3 separate regions of the Homo sapiens genome follow, and regions 1 and 3 are each linked to region 2. The links are chromatin contacts, found by Hi-C or POLR2A ChIA-PET in ENCODE. All regions are on one chromosome and are shown on one strand. Each heading gives the region's core, a stretch centred on a gene start or an enhancer-like site at or near the end of the contact. The rest is flanking DNA. Distances are from core to core; before and after follow the strand shown. Region 1 holds the start of RPS6KA3 (ribosomal protein S6 kinase A3). Region 2 holds the start of PHKA2 (phosphorylase kinase regulatory subunit alpha 2). Region 3 holds the start of BCLAF3 (BCLAF1 and THRAP3 family member 3).

What was found. Hi-C counts contacts between places; a loop is a spot of excess contacts on that map. ChIA-PET counts read pairs that join two places held with the same protein, here RNA polymerase II (POLR2A). Pooled maps may share reads with other maps.
Region 1: a map of CD4-positive, alpha-beta T cell shows a loop between it and region 2 (8-fold over the local background). The contact joins the promoter of RPS6KA3 here to the promoter of PHKA2 in region 2. A Hi-C loop is called at or near these places in 2 of 168 maps with a recorded cell type or tissue (CD4-positive, alpha-beta T cell and gastrocnemius medialis) and 9 of 50 pooled maps.
Region 3: a map of B cell shows a loop between it and region 2 (27-fold over the local background). The contact joins the promoter of BCLAF3 here to the promoter of PHKA2 in region 2. A Hi-C loop is called at or near these places in 4 of 168 maps with a recorded cell type or tissue (B cell, CD8-positive, alpha-beta T cell and naive thymus-derived CD4-positive, alpha-beta T cell) and 10 of 50 pooled maps. POLR2A ChIA-PET finds 5 or more read pairs at or near these places in 2 of 52 experiments (HEK293T and OCI-LY7).

The regions. Positions count from the first base shown.
Region 1 is chrX:20,265,102-20,268,229 of GRCh38, forward strand. It overlaps RPS6KA3 (ribosomal protein S6 kinase A3), which reads right to left and starts at 1,808. Exons shown (of 22, transcript NM_004586.3): 1 at 1,463-1,808. The coding sequence starts at 1,531. RefSeq lists an enhancer at 39-88 and silencers at 1,269-1,528, 1,649-1,868, 2,290-2,584.
Region 2 is chrX:18,982,676-18,985,897 of GRCh38, forward strand. PHKA2 (phosphorylase kinase regulatory subunit alpha 2) reads right to left here and starts at 1,439. Exons shown (of 33, transcript NM_000292.3): 1 at 1,180-1,439. The coding sequence starts at 1,257. RefSeq lists enhancers at 1,241-1,741, 1,742-2,242, 2,224-2,273 and a silencer at 1,434-2,123.
Region 3 is chrX:19,989,523-19,992,512 of GRCh38, forward strand. It overlaps BCLAF3 (BCLAF1 and THRAP3 family member 3), which reads right to left and starts at 1,539. Exons shown (of 12, transcript NM_001367774.2): 1 at 1,386-1,539. LOC729609 (a long non-coding RNA gene) reads right to left here and starts at 257. Exons shown (of 2, transcript NR_024440.1): 1 at 164-257. RefSeq lists silencers at 922-1,291, 1,362-1,411, 1,452-1,881.

The DNA of each region.
Region 1 (3,128 bases), core at 558-3,057, 1.3 Mb after region 2:
ATGTCTTTTCCATTGAAGAGCAGCATTTAGTTCAGGTTTTACAAGTATGATCCAAGTCGCAAAATACTAAGCACCAATCATAAGCACTATTACAACTCTGCGTGCGTTAAGGAGAACAAGCAAAATTGTTATACAGCAGCGGAGGTGACTGGGGGAAAAAGTGAAAAGCGATTTGAACTGATCCCCCGCCCTCTCCATTATACCGGAGAATGCAAGTGTCCCGCATCTCAAGATTAAACTGAGCCTCGGTTTTACTGACGTAACCAGTAACCCTATCTACTTCTCACACTGCGGAGGCCGGCAGGGCAGCGGCTGCCGCCAAGCACACCACTCATCAGAGCCTGCCCCGTTCCACCCCCGCGTTTCAGTCATGCTTTCCAGAAATGGGGTCACTCACTCAGTAACTATTACACACACGCAGCCTATCATCCTGTAATCCCCTAAAGTCCGCTGCGGGGAGAGAAGGCAGCAAAAAGTCAAGAAGGAAGAATCACAGACGCGCCACCATCAGGAATTGATTTTCCACTCCGGAGAGGAGCGGTGATACCTTGGAACGGGTCTTGTCTGGATTATTTTCGCAGACCCCGAGTTGTTCTGGGATAGGGGCGGTTCAGGAAAGCTCGGTGTAGTGATGCGCCCGGGGAAATTCTGTTTTGCCCTGTTTGGGTATATTGTTTGGGTTTTGGGCACTAGGATGGGTGACTCAGGGACGGTCACCAGATCCCGGGCGAGGAAAACCAGAAAGCCTTTTACGGCGGCCGCTGATCTCCTTGAATATCACCCTCTCACCTCCATGGACAGGAAACTCAAGTTAAACTCACAGGGACGGGGGTCTAGCTCTGCGACCTCAGAAACGGAGGGGGTAGGGGACCTTAGGCTTCCGCTTTCTTCTTTGCAGCAGCAGAAACCGCTGCGGCAGACGAGGGGGAGGCAAAACCCTGCACCCCCTACCCGAAACCCCCACAGGTCGCCGCCGCCCGTGCCCCGCGCGCCGGTCTCCCCGCAGCAGCCCCTCCCTCGGCTGGACTCGAGAGTCCCTGCTCCCCGGTGAACCCGATCCCTACCCCTCCCTCATCTCCCAAAGTCGCCAAGGTCCGGGAAAGCCCCCGACCCGGCTGGGCCAAACTTCCCAACTCCCCGCCGGCCCCCGCTCCGCCTCCCGCTTCCCCCACGCAAAGTTGATTAAAATTGGCTTCTTGCAAAGCCCCAGCGCCCACTCCAAACCCCACGCGCCACCACACTGGCAGCCCCCCGAGCGAGGGAAGGAGGTGAGGGTGAGGATGGAAGGAACAGACAGACCGGCCAATAGACCCACCCCAACAACCCAAACCAAAACCCTGAGCCCGGGGGAAAGACGCGAGCGGGATCAGAACGGGCCGAGTGGCCAGCTCCGGGGAGCGAAGCGAGCCGGCGGGGGCGCGAGGAGGAGATGCGCCGGCCCCGGCCGCCCTGCTGCACTCACCTCAGCGCTGTCGGACGGGCTCTCCACAGCCATCTTCTGCCACGGGTCCGCCAGCTGCGCCAGCGGCATCTTCCCCCCCGGCCCGCCGCCTTCACCGCCTCCTCCCTCCCCGCCCGCCCCACGGCCGGCCCCGCTCCGTCGCCGCCCGAGCCCCACGGCAGCGGCGGCGGCGGCGGCGGCGGCGGCAGCGGCAGCGGCAGCGGCAGCAGCAGCAGCAGCGGCGGCGGCCCCAGAGAGGGCTCGACGCCGACGCCGACCGCCCGAAAGCCGCGCGCCTGGCCAGAGACGCCCGCGCGCTGAGCGAGAGCCTCGCGCCTCCGCTGGGCACCGGGTCTCGCCCCTTTCTTCCTCTCCTCCTTCCGCCGCCGGGACTACGGCTCCGCCCCCCCCGCCGGTTCCCGCGCCCGCTCCCAGCAGAACAGCGACCGCCGCGCGCTCCCCCACTTCCGCTCACAACATGGCGCCTAAGCGATACCTGTCTCTCAAAGCGAGGCTCGGCCGCCGCCACCACCGCCGCGCGCACCCAGGGGCTGGGCTAGTGGAAGACACGCCCCCGGCCGCTGCGCTCCGCTCCTCCCTCTTCCCACCCCCCTCCTTCTGCGCCCCAACCTCAGCTTCTGGGCCTCGCCTACTTTCAGGAAGGGCGAGCCCAACAGATCTGGGGGCGTCGGCGGGAGGCGGGGGAAAGAAATGGGAAAGGCAGGAGGGGCGAAGGCTGGGAGCCTTTCACCGCCAAGGGTCCAAGGAGGTCGGAGGCTCCTTGGGAATGAGGGAGAACAGTGGTCCCCGCCCAGCTGGGGAGGGAGGTGGGCAAAGTACCGGGGGCGCAGTCCCGAGCCAAGGACCCGGGGAGGGGTGCGGAGTGTCTTTTCGGCTTGTCTCCTCCGGGGGTGCGTGCGTGCGGACGCGCCTAGTCTCTGGGCGCATCCCGTAATGGCCCAAGACCCTCCCTCTTCAGGGTCACATGCTGGGAAATCACCTGCCCCCCATCTCCCCCGACGGAGGCAAGGGAGGCTTCGTGCCTAGGAGCCTCCTGGGGGCTCGGCTCCCGGTTTGATTCAAGTCTTTTCAAGTTGACGCTCTTTTGTTAAATTGTGGCTATTTGGGATTAATTCCTCTTGTATTAGTCGCTTCCCCCGCACCGCCCCCAGCCCAAATTCTCCTCCCCAAGTGCGCAGAGCTCTCGGCCTTCAGCTGCGACCCTGGAACCGCTGCCCCCCGCCCCACGTCTGCTACCTAAATCTTCAAGAGGGGAAAACAGGGAGGTTCCTTAAGGCTGTCCCTCTCGGTAGAGGTTGGAGAATTATTTAAAAATATCTTGTAGGCAGGAGCGCGGGGTTCCTGCTCCTCTGTTGACTTTAAATAAGAGATTAGATTTAAAAATCAGGCTGGCCGTGGGCGGAGGAGGAGGAGGAGGGGGACAGAGGGAGGGGAGGGGTTCTGACTCCTCCTCCTGCCCAAGATGGGGAAGCCCTGGATTAAGGAAACCCAATGCCCCGACGGCGACGGAGCCCCACAGGACGGCGAGAGCTTTGGGGGGAAGGCCTGGGCGTCCGGGGTGCGTCCCAAGAGGACTCGACCCTGTGTTCACTGCGCCAGGAGCCGCTGCGCGCTAAGTGCGCCCGGGCAGAAATGTGTAAAAGTCGCAGGGCTGAGTGGAAAGCTA
Region 2 (3,222 bases), core at 189-2,688:
ATGCAAAAATTAGCTGGGTGTGGTGGCGCACGCCTGTAGTCCCAGCTACTCGGGAGGCTGAGGCAGGATAATCGCTTGAACCCGAGAGGCAGAGGTTTCAGTGAGCCGAGATCGCGCCACTGCACTCCAGCCTAGGAGACAGAGTGAGACCCTGTCTCAAAAACAAACAAACAACAACAAAGAAAACAGATTAAGGGACTTTGGACCTATACCTTATGCATAAATGTTACTGCACTACGATCATTTATTCTTGTAACCCCAGCACTTTGTAGAGTGCTTTGCATATAACAGATACACCACAAATATTTCCTAAGTGAGGAAACAAGGCTAAGAAATTAGTTAAGAAGGGAAAATGGTCAGTGCCTTGGAAATGACCATGGCTCCCAACTTGCAGGTCAGGCCTCTAACCCCTGAATGCCACTTCCTTCGTTGACTTTGAAGGCCCTATAAATAGTTGCTGTTGATTGAGGGCAAGAAACATAGCTGCTGTCTTCACTAGGAATAAAAATAGTTCAGTGGTCTTACACTGATGGACCCACACATAATTTTAGCCCAGGAATACAAAGCATAGCAGGCAAATTCATACCTCGGACCACATGGGCAGTGTCATAGGACCCTGTGAGCTTGGGAGCCTTTGGGTCTGACCTGCTACATGCAGTGACCTTTCTAGCCTCACAATTTTCTTATCTGTAAAATAGCAACCAAAGTAGCCCCTAAGGGCTTCCCAGGTGGGTCTCTACCAAGACAGCTCATGGGAGGGACGGTAGCTGTCGCCCCACACTGCAGAGTCCTGCGTAAACTTCAGGAGCTTCTTCACTCCTGTCTACTGTTCTCATTCAGTGTAGTCTGTCCAAACCCCCCACACCTCTTCTCGTCCAAAAAAAGCAGAGTCAATGCAAAAAGAGGCAGTTTGGACCCGGGCACGGAGGCGGCTCATTCTCATCCTGAACAATGGCCAAAGAATTCTGTGAAAAGTAGCCGTAGCAACAGTTAGGTCCCCTGAATCTTAAGGAGCACGGGGTGGCAATGGGGTGGTAATCACTGGCTAGCAAGGACTAGATTCAAATAGCAAACTCTTAATTGCAAGGTCTCAGGTCACAAGAGGGCCAGACCTGGGAAGGAGAATGAGTTACATGAGAGGGTAGTTCCACGCGTTCCCTGGGGGCGGTCCCTCCTTACCTGGTAACACAGGATGGTTTGCTGCACCAGCCGCGCGTACCCGTCCAAGCGGACCCCGGAATTGCTCCTGCTCCGCATCTCCCCGAGGCTCCCAGGCCGCAGCGCCCGATCTGCCGCGTGGGCGCGGGACGTCGGGGCTGTGGCCTCCAAGCGGGTCTGGTTCCCGGACACTCACAGCCTTAGTCGGTTCTTGGGATGGGACCGGGCCGGAGGAGGTCGAGACTTTTCTAAACGCTAGCCCCAAAGTCCGGTTGGAAAGCAAGCCAACCAGAGCTCCGCGCGGCGGGGAGGCGCGGGGGCGGGGACGGGGGCTGGAGCGACGAAGGTCCCGCCTCGGCCAGGCCTGCTGGGCTCCCGACGCTCGCGGGAGCAGCGGGAAACCAGGTTCCGGGAGTGGGGCGAGGACGCCCCTGCCAAGCCCCTTTTACGTCCCGGCGGTCGCGAGGAGGTCCCCCGGGCGCGAAGAAGACGCCAGCCCACCCCAGCCGCCGGGGAGATCGCCCAGGCCGCGCTCAGCCCCGCCCCTGGCTCTGCCCCCGCCGCGGAGCGGAACCCTCCAAGTCGCGGCCTGAGGAGGAAGGAAAAGGGGGCGGCCCGGGAGAGCCGCTGCGAAATCAGCAACGGGCGGGAACCAGGTTGCCTCCCTGAGTCCCTTCTCTCCCCGGCCGGCTGCCAACCACAGCCAAGGCCAGAGAAACAGGCCCTTCTGCCGCGGCCACCTGGGCGCCTTGGACCCGCCCTCCGGACTCGCCCCCGCCCCTGCCGCGGAGTGGAACGTTTGGAACCCTGAGGGGCACAGGTAAGGGGGCGGCCCCGCCCCGCGCCCTGGAACGACCTCACGGCCCCGCCCACATCCCCGCCCCTGGCCCCACCTCCGCCGCAGAGCGGAACCCTCAGAGTCGCGGCCTCGGGGGGGACGAAAAAGGAGGCGGCCCGTGGGAGTCTAGGGGAACCCGGCTTCGGGCGGCGGACGAGTTGGCTTTCCTGCGTGGTAGTGTGGAGCCCCCCGAGACGGGTGCCAGTCCCACTCGAGGCCGGAGAAAGAGGGCCGCCTACCGCGGCCGCCTGGGCACCCCTCTGAGGGCCAAGATTGTAGTCCCACCTCTGGCCCCGTCTCCGCCGCCTAGCGGAACTGGAGTAGCGGGACCCAGCCCGGAAGAAAAAGGGGGAAGGCCCGGAGAGGTGCCCCAGCGACACCTCTGGCGCCTGTGACCCCGCCCCTAGCCACTTGGGCGCCGCTTCCTCGGGCAGGTTCGCAGTTCATCTCCCACGGGTCTACAGCTTGAAACTTGGCATTCATTATAATGTTTCGTGGCTGCTGATAACCTACAGTTCACAATCTTCGGCCTGGTATTCATTGTCCACCAAAATCTGGCCCACATAGGAATTTACTGGACAGCTAGACTAATGCAATCAATTTCCGCAAGCTCTTTTCCAGTCTCCATGCATTTACTCTATGCTTGACCCCTTCGGCCCTTCTTCCTCCTCCTTGACTAACTGAAGCCTATCTTTCCCTTAACGGCCAGCTCAGCTCCTCTATTAGCCTTCCCCATTTTCTGAATTTCTGTAGCCATTGGTTTAGTAAGAGCTTAGGACTTAGAGTCAGTTCATTTTGAGTTCAAATGTCAGTTCTGTCATTTACAAGTCGTATGACCTTTGGCATCCCGTTTTACATGTTTGAACTTAAGTGTTCTCATCTGTAAAATGGAGATAATCATAGCACCTACCTCACAGGATGACTTAAGATCAAGAGGATGAATATAAAGCATTTAGCACAAGCCTGGCTAGTAGAAAAATACTTAATAAATCATAGCTAATTTCGTTGTCACTTGGCCACAATGTATTGCCTCCTGTTGTTATTTATGTTTTCATGTGTGGATGAGGCATATTTTCCTAATTGGAATGTACGTTATTCATTGAAACAGTCTTTTGGTATCTCCTACTATGCCTGGTACAGTGTTGAGCATATAGTTGGAGCTCAATTAATGTTGCTCGCATGAGTAAATGAAATCAGTCCTGCTTAGCTGCGTTCCCTTATGTTTG
Region 3 (2,990 bases), core at 289-2,788, 1.0 Mb after region 2:
TACCCAACAATGTATTTTAATAGGGAAGAACTGAGAATGACCAATGAAATAAATTATAATATTACAGCCATATAATGGCATGCTATCTAGTCAGAAAAAGATAATTACAAAAGAGAATTCACTTTAGAAAAACTCATGTATTAAGCTCTGCATAGAAAAAGACTGGAGGTGTATAACCACATTCACAATGGTTACTTGGAATGGGGAAACCATATTCACCATGGTTACTTGGAACTTGGAATAGTGAAACAACGTATCTTCATTGTGATTTCTATCTTAGAAATGTGTATAAATGGCTAAATGTTCCTATATATAAAAATGTTTCTAATAAGACGTTTTAAAGGTTTCTTGGGGGTGACTGAAACAGCTGTGATTTCAAAATAAAATTTTAGTAGCCATTTAAAAAAAACATTAAAAATAAAACATTGCTATACCATTACCATTAAAATACCAATGAAAAATAAAGTCCTCGTTATGAATCTGCAGCAAAACCTTTCTTTTCAAATTCTGCTCTGTCGTTTGGACCTGTTCACATTCAGAAAAATGCTAAAAAGGCTGCCTGGCGAGGAGCCTAAAGAGGCCTTCCTGATTTCTACCTGCAGTTTGTAATTTGTTCCAGGAAAAAAAAAAAAAAAAAAAAAGGCAATCACCTAATAGGTAGTTCGAAAAGCACCTGAGTAGGAAAATATTTACGGGGTAGGTTTCTCTCCCATTTCTTTCCCTCGAGACCTACCAACAGGACAGTCCTGACAGCGACTGGCCCAGTTTCCCAATACAACCCAGAGAAGCACAGGAGATGCGCCAATTTTCAGGAGACGCTTCTAAAAAGACAAGTTTTACTTTACAATGCAGGATAATGAGCAGCCTTCACTACTCATTCTCGACGTTAACAGAGGAAGATGCCGCTGCGCGGCAGGAGCGCCTCACCAGGACAAAGCGGGGTACGGGGGGGTCCTCGGTTCAGGCCCCGCAGGCGACGCGTCCAGGGCCGCCTCGAGGACAAGGGCACCGTCCCCGGACACCGCCTTCCCGGCCCCCGCCCTCTTAACAGATGCAGGGAACCGCGGGGACCGCAACCTGCCCGACGACGGCGGAGGATCAGGGTCGCGGCAGCAGGTGCCCGGGTCGCCGTGCCTGTCGAGGGACCTCAGGGGCGCCGGGCAGCTGTCCCCTGGAAACCCGCGCCGGGTCGCCGCGCCCAAGGGAAGGCGCTGACCGAGGGACCTACGGGGCGCAGAGGAGCTGTCCCAACAGAACCCGAGTCGGACCGCCGCATCCTCCCCGCTGCCCCATCCGCCACCCCGAGAACCGCCCCTCCTGGGTGGCGGACACGCCCTCCCTGCGGGCCCAGGCCTCCTCGCCCCGCCTCCCCCCGAGCCGCTCACCCGGCCGGGAAGCCCCCGCCGCCGCCGCCGCCGCCGCCGCCGCCGCCGCCGCCGCCGCCGCCGCCGGCCCCTCGGGCCTCGCCCCTCACTCTGCCGCCGCCTCCCACAGCAGCGACACCCCAGCCACCTCTGCCGGGCCGCGGGACCCGGAACCACTTCCTTCCGGAACCGCCTCGCCCCGCCCCCACCCCGGCCCCGCCCACTGCTCGCGGCCTCGCACTGGGCCCGTTCTCCAGCCGACCCCTATCCTCTACTCTCCCGGCGAGGGTGCCCCGCCCGGGCTTCTCGGACCAGAGCGCTGCGCCCCCTGCCGGCCGTTCCCACTGCGGCCGCTCTGTCCAGGGCGCCTGCGCCCTCTGCCACCCGCCCGCCGGGTCCGGCTAGAGCGCCTGCGCCCTCTGCCGCCCTCTCGCCGGAAAGGAGGGGACCTAATGGGCGTTCCAGGTCCAGGGATCCTGGGGGTTAAGGCCCAGGGATTGGAGGTCACCCCTCAGTCATGGGCAGAACTTGATCCCGTGGGCCTTCCAGCTTTGTGCAGATCTCTAACCATTCACCTACCCTCTATCCATTTCCCACTCCTCAAATTAAGCATATTCCCGGAAAACAAAGCCTCCCCTCTGGACTTCCCAAATGGTCGGATGGTACCAACATCTATCCGTCATCCAATTCAAAAGATTGCCTCATCTCTGTCTACTCGCTTGGTTTCTCCCCTCCCACACTCCATGCACCAGCCTCAAAGGTAGTGTGTCTTCTTCACTCTTGAAGCTTTCCGCTTGACACTGATATTCTTTCTTCCCCTTGTGAAATAGCTCTTTCAGGCTCTGTGCCATCTGGTAGTAACACCTTTTGCCCTCCCTTGTCACTGTCACCTACTGACTGTCTGGCATTAGTTTTCCTCTCCATCTGATTTACTGCCATCCTCCCAATGAATCCAACATCCACAACCCAGCCTGGTTTCCTTCAGTTCCTCAATCCGAATGACCTTTACTTCTACTTTGTTCACCCGTAGTCTAGAAAATCTAGATATTCATCACTTGATACTGCTCCATCTCTAAAACCTTAAATGTTGAAATCCCACTACCCAACTTAAACCCATAGCCTTTGACTACAACCACTTTTTTATTTTTACTTATTTATTTATTTTGAGACAGAATCTCTGTCACCCATGCTGGAGTGCAGTGGTGTGATCTCGGTTCACTGCAACCTCTGCCTCCCGGGTTCAAGTGATTCTCCTGCCTCAGCCTCCTGAGTAGCTGGGATTACAGGCTGCGCCACCATGCCCGGCTAATTTTTTTTTTTTTTTTAGTAGAGACAGGGTTTCCCCATGTCGGCCAGGCTGGTCTCGAACTCCTGACCTCAGGTGATCCTCCCGCCTCAGCCTCCCAGAGTGCTGAGATTACAGGCGTGAGCCACAGCGCACGGCCTATTTATTTATTTAGAGATAGAGTCTGGCTCTTGTCACCCAGGCTGGAGTGCAGTGGTGCGATCTCGGCTCACTGCAACCTCTGCCTCCCAGGTTCAAGTGATCCTCCTGCCTCAGCCTCCTGAGTAGCTGGGATTACAGGTGTGCGCCACCATGCCCGGCTAATTTTTGTATTTTTAGTA